2 separate regions of the Homo sapiens genome follow, and region 1 is linked to region 2. A link is a loop called in an ENCODE intact Hi-C map of the cell type or tissue named here. Cell type or tissue: B cell. All regions are shown on one strand.

Region 1 (4,000 bases), 630 kb before region 2:
TTGGCCTCAAGTGATCTGCCCGCATCGGCCTCCCAAAGTGCTGGGATTACCAGCATGAGCCACCACGCCTGACCCTCTTTTTATATATATCTTTTTTTTTTTTAGAGGAAATCTCGCTCTTGTCCCCCAGGCTGAAGTGCGATGGTGCAATCTTGGCTCACTGCAACCTCCACCTCCCGGATTCAAGCAATTCTCCTGTCTCAGCCGTCCGAGTAGCTGGGATTACAGGTCTAATTTTTGTATTTTGTACTAGAGAGGGGGTTTTACCATGTTGGCCAGGCTGGTCTAGAACTCCTGACCTCAGGTGATCTGCCTGCCTTGGCCTCCCAAAGTGCTGGGATTACAGGCGTGAGCCACCACACCCGGCCCTTATATACATCTTTAAAAGGTGTTCAATTAGACAGTAATTTTAGCCATGCCAATTGTGGAAAATATCAAGACAGGTTATATCAAGAAAATATTAATAGTTAACACATCACACAGCTGACAGCTCAAAACAGTTAATATATTAAGAAAACAGTTAATATATTCTGCATACAGGGAGCAATATAGTTTTACACAGTTTTCTTAGCCAATGCCAATAATTTTGTAATACAGAAAAGAAATGTATAGCAGCATCTTGAAAAATGTCTGCAGTATTAGCATTAAAACAGTTCTACTGAATCACAGAAACTAAATTTGATTTAGGAAGCCTACTGTTTTTCTCAGCTATGGTTAGATTAGAACAGAGCTCCTTACTTTTCAAGACCAGAAGTGCAAAATATCACAGTTACTGTAGTAATCTCGAATTCTATTTGAAGCAGACACCTATCCTTTAGGTTATTTGAAAACTGTCCTAGATAAGACTTGTTAAATCTTTTCTATAATGCACTTTAAATTGACATGAGATTCACTGCTTAAAAAAGAATTGTAGTACAATCAGTAAAGGAATTAAAAAACCCTGGTGACAACAGAGCCCATATATTTTGTATTGACCAGAGTACTACACCCAAAATGAGATGGAATGAAAAGAATATTCTTATAAAATCGCAGGACTAGAATAATCATTTTACACGTATCCAAGTAAACTTCCTTTGTTGTCAAGGATATTCTGTTTCAGGTTTTAAATGCGTCTCAGATTCCTACACATAATATTTAAACGAAGAAAAAAAAACTCTAGAAAGAAACAAACAAGAATTCTCGAGTAAGCAAGTAATTTAAAGGCTGAATACACAGATACGCAACCTCACCAGTATGCTCCATGTTACTACATATTTAAGAATAAGGACGGGGGCCACAGAGGCAAAGGCAAGGAGGTGAAGGAATCGGACACTCGGAGAGTGAACCGAAAAGATGTGAAAAAGCAAGGAAAACAGAAGAGAAGAGGGAAGTGGGAAAACTTTGAGGAAAAAGAGAAGGCAAAAGAGAAGGAAGTGCTTTGAGATTGAATCCAGGGAGGAAAAAGCAGGTGTGCCACGCCGCACCTCCAGGTCCCGCGGACACCACAGGCTCTGCAAGCCCAGCCGCCCGGGTCACGTAAGCCCCACCCCGCCGCTCCTCGTCAAGTCCCACCCGGACCCGCCCTCCCCCCGCTCCTCCCCCCGCTCCTCCCCGCCCCACAGAGTCGATCTCTCCTCTCCTAGACCCACCCCGCTCCCCCAGGCTCCACCTCGGCCTCTCAGACCCCGCCCCGTCAGGGCCCTCCCGGCCTTGCCCAGCCCTGCCTCGCCGGCGGCGGCCGCCGTGTCAGGTGACAGCCCGGAAGCTGCGGAAGCGGATGAGGGAAGGGCGGCCGTGGCCCTGGGGGCGGCGGGAGCTGCTTTGCCTCCACCGATCTCCCTGTGCGGCCCTCATGTGCTGTGCTCGCTGACACCCGAAGTCCGCGGCTTTCCGCACACGGTGGGGTCGTCAGACCCGCTGCCCTTGGCGGTCGAAGTCGTCGTGCGGGCCCGCGGCGGCCGCCCATGGAGAAGGCCAGGAGAGGCGGGGATGGCGTCCCCCGGGGGCCCGTACTGCACATCGTGGTGGTCGGATTTCACCACAAGAAGGGCTGCCAGGTGAGGAAAGGGCCCGCCCCCGCCCCCAGCCGTTCGGGCGTTCGCCCCTTCCGGGGCCCCCCTGCCCTGCTTCTGTGTGCTCAGCTCGCGTCGTGCAGTCCTCCCCACAGCGCCTGCGACCCTTCGCCTCTCAACCTGACTCCTTTTGCAGCTCCTCCCACCCGCCCCACATGAAGCCCAGCCCCCACAACCTCTTCCTTCTGCCCCTGAAAAATGGTTGAGCAGCGGAGGAGCTGGTTGATACGTGTAGGTTGTAGGTTTTTAACTTCTGCTTTGGTGGAGTGGGAGGAAAGCATCGAAGACCGGCCCCACTCTCTTCCCCGTCCATCATTGTCTCCACTGGCTTTCTGGGTGTCCACCTATAATGGGAGTCTAGAAAAATTCAGTGCTTGGACTCTGCTTTCAAGGTAATAGGCTCAGTGGGCTTGCATACTAATGCTTCAGGTAGCTTGCAGCACATGCAGCCTCCGTAGAAAAATCAGCTTCCTTTGTTTATCTGATGGAAGCCTTGGAATCTCTCCTGTTAGGTACGGTTGTCGATTGACTTTGCCTCCCCCTTCCCATTGGTCCTTAGTTTTGCTATTTCATCTTCTCCAGATTTTGCCTTTTGGTGAGAGATTAATCTCTCCATATCAACCGCAATAAGAGAAAGTGTATTACCAAACCGTTCAAATATAAAGGCGTTTTTCAGCAGCCTCACTGAATCATTAATGCAGCATCTGAAATGGAATATTTGCAATCTATGTATTGAAGGCAAGAGAACAAAATAGAAACAGGATTATTTAATGAGCAAGCAAACACTGGAAGGGAATGATGTCATAATGTGCTAGTGAACAGTAAATTGAAATGCTTTTTTGAAGTATTAAAAATAGTAATTGCCACCACTAGCTAATGAAGCATTTAGTTTCTTGCATTCCACAGGAAATGTAACATTTTAGAAGACTTATTGGCAAAAATTAAGTTCTCTAGGGAATAAGAGAAAAGTGATGGGAGTGAAAAAATCGTGTTTGTGCGTAATTTTGAAATATATCCTCACACCTGGAATGCCAGCACTTTTAGAGACTGATATGAAAGGCTCACTTGAGCCCAGGAGTTTGAGACCAGCTTAGATAACAAAGGGAAACACTGTCTCCACAAAAAAATTAAAAAATTAGTTGCATGTGATAGCGCACTTGTAGTCCCAGCTACTCGGTAGGCTAAGGTGGGAACATCGCTTGAGCCCAGGAGGCTGAGGCTACAGTGACCCTTGATCCCACCACTGCACTCCAGCCTGGGTGAGAGAGCAAGACCCTGTCTCAATCCCAGCACTTTGGGAGGCCGAGGCGGGTGGATCACCTGAGGTGAGGAGTTCGAAACCAGCCTGGACAACACGGTGAAACCCCGCCTCTACTAAAAATACAAAATTAGCTGCGCGTGGTGGCACATGCCTGTGATCCCAGCTACTTGGGAGGCTGAGGCACGAGAATTGCTTGAAGCCGGGAGGCAGAGGTTGCTGTGAGCCGAGATCACGCCATTGCACTCCAGCCTGGGCAACAAGAGCGAAAAAAAAAGTTTTGGAAAGTGTGTGTTACATGCATAAGTCTTAGAATGACTGGTCTAGAATCTGTTCTTTATAACCTGTACATCAGGTGTTTTCAGAGGCTTTAATTAAAGTATGTAAGATTTGCCCCAGGATAGATTAATCAGCTACCTAATTCTCCACTTTAACTATTTTACTTCCAGGTGTAAATTAAAGGTGCATGGCTCATTGAGTTGTGACTCTGACTTAACACGGTTTTAACTTGTGTGAGGGTACTTAGACTGCTCTTCCAAGTATTCAAAATTGCCGTGGGTCATGTTGACCATTAGTTCTTTTTTTTTTTTTTTTTCTTCAGATGGAATCTCACTCTCTCACCCAGGCTGGAGTGCAGTGGAGCTCGGCTCACTACAAGCTCTGCCTCCTGGGTTCACACCATTCTCCTGCC
Region 2 (4,000 bases):
GTTTTAATGTAATTATTTGTATGGCTTTTTAAGCCTTTTGATTATCACTCTGGTTATATAAATGACTTATTTCACAAGTAACTTGTGATTCTGTATTGATACAGTGTTTTGAGCCCTTTAAAAACTTCCTCAAAATCAAATTCCAATTTAAGTTTTTTAAATGTAGAATTAACTTTGGAATTTTCCAGTTGGACTCCTGGAAAGCATTAAAACATATCTTTCTCATCTTTTAGAGGTATTAAATGATTTGGGTTATTTGGTAAATTTTATAAGAAATATTGTCAAACGATAACTGATACTAGATTTTTCTTTTATTTGCATTTATGGGAATATTGTTTATATGAATGTTTGAAAAATTATATAAGTCCATACAAGTATGCTGGGAATGATGGCTCATGCCTATAATCCCAACACTTTGGGAGGCTGAGGTCAGAGGATTACTTATAGCCAGGAATTTGTGTCCAGCTTGGGCAACAAAACAAGACCCTGTCTCTATTAAAACAAAACAAAACAAAACAAAAACAAAAAAAACCAAAAAAAAACCAAGCATGGTGGTACAAACGTGTAGTCCCAGCTACTTGAGAGGCTGAGGCAGAAGGATTGCTTGAGTCCAGGAGTTTGAGATTGCAGTCAGCTATGAATGTGCCACTGCACTCTAGCCTGGGCAATAGAGCAAGACCCCATCTTTAAAAAAAATTCGTACAAATGTATTATATTACCAGTCATAATTCTGGTTATCTTAAAATACTGTATATAATAGCAATAAATAAATGTTCTTCTCAGTTGTTAACTTCATCAGATTTTTAACCATGGCTATTTTAAGTTTTTGTCATCCATATTATTGTTTTGAATTCTTTTTTAAAAAACAGACTCCTGGAAAATATTCTAACAAGTACTCTTTTATTTTTATTTATTTATTTTTGAGACAATCTTGCTCTGATGCCCAGGCTGGGGTGCAGTGGCACGATCCTGGTTCATTGCAACCTCTGCCTCCCTGGTTCCAGTGATTCTCATGCCTCAGCCTCCTGAGTAGCTGGGATTACAGGCATGCGCTACCACGCTGGGTTAATTTTTTGTATTTTTAGTAGAGATGGGGTTTCACTATATTGGCCAGGCTTTTCTCCAACTCCTGGCCTCAAATGATCCTCCCGCCTTGGCCTCCCAAATTGCTGGGATTACCGGCATGAACCATTGTGCCTGGCCCTAAAATATACTCTTAGATTTGGGTTTCTAACAACTTGAAGATCAATGGACAATATAACAATTTCCAGAACTGTAATAAAAAAGTGGGTTCATGAAACTATTAATCAAGATCAGGCAGAACAAGAATTAATTACGTGAGTTTAACTAATGAAGACAATGTTTTTATGATATTATTTCAAATGTTGTTGGTTCTTTACTCAAATAGTTTTTTCCAGATTTAAGAAAATCTTGTCTTTTAAGCTATTTATAATTTACAGCAATTTGATAGAGTATACTTGTGTAAAAAAAGATAAAAACTTTTTTTCTCTTTACTTGATTCCTCCATAATTAGAAAACCATTTGTGAGTCTTCTTATGGTAATATGGTCATTTCAATAAGTCTAATAAAAATCTGCTCTCTCTGTATAGCAGAATACAATTGGAAACTGGTTATATTACCAAGGCTTTGACTGAAAGGTCATTTTTAAAAATATTGAGGCCGGACGCGGTGGCTCACGCCAGCAATCCCAGCACTTTGGGGGACTGAGGTGGGTGGATCGTTTGAACCCAGGAGTTCGAGAGCAACCTGGACATGGCGAAACTCCATCTCTACAAAAAATACAAAAATTAGCCAGGTGTGGTGGTCTGTGCCTGTAGTCCCAGCTTACTAGGAAGGCTAAGGTGGGAGAATCGTTTGAGCCCGGGAGGCTGAGGCTTCAGTGCTTCAGTGAGCAGTGATCCTGTCACTGCACTCCAGTCTAGGCGACCCTGTCAGGGAGACCCAGTCTCAGTTAAAAAAAAAAAAAAAACCCAAAACCCAAAAAACTAAAACTAGAATGGTATTTTCTACTGGGAATGTGGATTTGTGGATTGATGGTGAAATACTGGAAATTTAAAGCCTACACTAGAATCCATTGAAAAAAGCAAACAAGAAAAACTTCAAGGTTGGCTACATTGAATTTGAATGTAAAGATTAAAAAAAAATAAGTAAAAAACAAAAGAAGACATAGATCCAATCCCATATACCAGGAAATGCACTCTAAGGTATATACGGAAAATATATTTAACACATGTGTATCAGGACGCAGGCACAAGTAACTTCAAAGCAGCGCTGTTTCAAATAGTAAAAAAAGGAAAAACTGGAAACTGTTCAAAAGCTTCATCATCTCGATGATCTTGGTCTTCCGCCTCGCCTTCTTCTCCAAGGTGAATATGTACTGGGCCAGCACCACCCCCGCCACCAGGGCGCACACGCTGGCGCTCGCTACCGCGACCACCCTCGCCACGGTCGCGCGGTGCATGGACGGGGCCCTCATGAGTGTCCCGGCAGGAAAAAAACACCGCGATTGGGACTCTCAGAAGCGCAGGATCCCAGAGCACCATGGACAAGCCAGTGACGCCCCGCCCCCACTAGGCCCCACCCACACGCACCGAGGGGAGAGGGCGGTCACGCGGCCGGGGGGGCGTGGCCTGCCCCCGGAGCCCAGGCAGGAGGAGGGTCTTCCTTAAGGAACTGCTGCCAGGACAGGGCAGAGGATTGCAGTAATTATCACTCTCTGCTAATGAGGACCAGGCCGTGGTTCACTCGAGCCCCGCCCCAGTAGCAATCTAATTCCAACCGCGGCCCTCTCAGAAGTCGGTCCCCGCCTTTGCGCCTCAGCCTCTCTGGACTCCAGCCCCCAGAAGTCGGCGCGGCACGGCGTGACCTGCGCAGTGGCGTCCGTTGTAAGTGCTATGACAACAGGGCGAAGATGGCTCAGAGTTAGGCTGGAGAGGGGAGGTGTCCCTTCCGCTGCGGCCGTCGGGTTTCTGCTACATCCCATTCACCGCCTCCTCCATCCTTTCCTCCTCGGTGTGAGCAGCAGGACTTGCATTTGTTCTCGCCTGCCTAGTGTCTTCCAAGGGATAGATGCCGTTTCCTCTGCTGGTCTCTGGGGGTGACGGGGGGCGCAGGGGAGCTTCTTGGGGGAATCACTCCAACTCTGTGGAGCTGGTGGTGCTGCCTGGTGGGGCTCTCTCTTTGCCCGGGACGTGGAACAACTTTCAGCTGGAGGACGAGAGGGAATAGTGAAGCTAAAGGTTGCTTTTCTCTGCACCGTCCGTTCTTGCTCCCTCTGCTCCATCACTGGGACCTTGTCAGGCGTTCATAAAGCAAAATTTGCCGAACGAGGGTTCGCAGAAAGGTGGGGCAGAGCTCATCTGACGTGGCATCAGGTAAGATGGTATGTCTGTTGTTAAACTTCGGGTACATGAATACCCTTTCCATGTTTTATTTTGTGAACAAGATTCTCTAATGCAGTATAATGGTTTGGAGTCTGTAAGGTGATTGATTTCTTAGATGTTTGCACTGAAATAAACAAACACTAGGAGCACAAAGTGTATGAGATTCTGTGAGTACTTTTGAGAAAAAAGGGATGAGAATTTTTAAGGATTCCATTGAGGAATGTCACTTGGAGCATGAGCATCCTCCTGAGACACTTCAACAGGTCTGTGAGTAAATGGGCAAAGCAGTTCCCAGCCTACGACTGAAGTAGGATGCATGTACTAATACCCCCAATCCTTCTAGTAATAGGATTATTGTTTCTCCTCTTGTTACTTGGAGACCACAACAGTTTAGATGAGCTGCGCTGATTTTATCAGCACCTCCTGCCAGTCAAATCCTGCCTTTGACTTCAATTTCCTGGAGAAATGTATTTTTTTGGGTATCTCACTTTTACTTTAAAAATGAAACCGTATCTTACAGGTATACACATCTTACATGTCCTCATTGATAAACAACTTGAAAGATGCTGCAGGATAAGCTATGGGTCTTAAGTTGG

Evidence for each region. A loop is a pair of places that touch in the nucleus more often than their neighbours do. Peaks named below come from ENCODE experiments on the same cell type or tissue, not always from the same donor. Only the 100,000 strongest peaks of a DNase experiment are listed, where the experiment ranks them.
Region 1: it touches region 2 in a loop (20-fold over the local background); 13 of 110 quality-filtered maps call a loop at or near these places.

What each region holds. Positions count from the first base shown.
Region 1 is chr7:32,493,767-32,497,766 of GRCh38, forward strand. It overlaps AVL9 (AVL9 cell migration associated), which reads left to right and starts at 1,723. Exons shown (of 16, transcript NM_015060.3): 1 at 1,723-2,036. The coding sequence starts at 1,944. It also overlaps a transcript of LSM5 not described here. RefSeq lists enhancers at 1,237-1,446, 1,520-2,318, 2,319-3,117 and a silencer at 1,537-2,186. In B cell, no CTCF peak of the experiment used is centred here; a DNase peak (open chromatin) is centred at 1,685; H3K4me3 peaks cover 2,237 bases; H3K27ac peaks cover 1,848 bases.
Region 2 is chr7:33,126,647-33,130,646 of GRCh38, forward strand. It overlaps BBS9 (Bardet-Biedl syndrome 9), which reads left to right and starts at 2,918. Exons shown (of 23, transcript NM_198428.3): 1 at 2,918-3,395. RefSeq lists enhancers at 2,331-2,380, 2,871-2,980 and a silencer at 2,521-2,820. In B cell, a CTCF peak has its summit at 2,424; a DNase peak (open chromatin) is centred at 2,745; H3K4me3 peaks cover 2,013 bases; H3K27ac peaks cover 1,714 bases.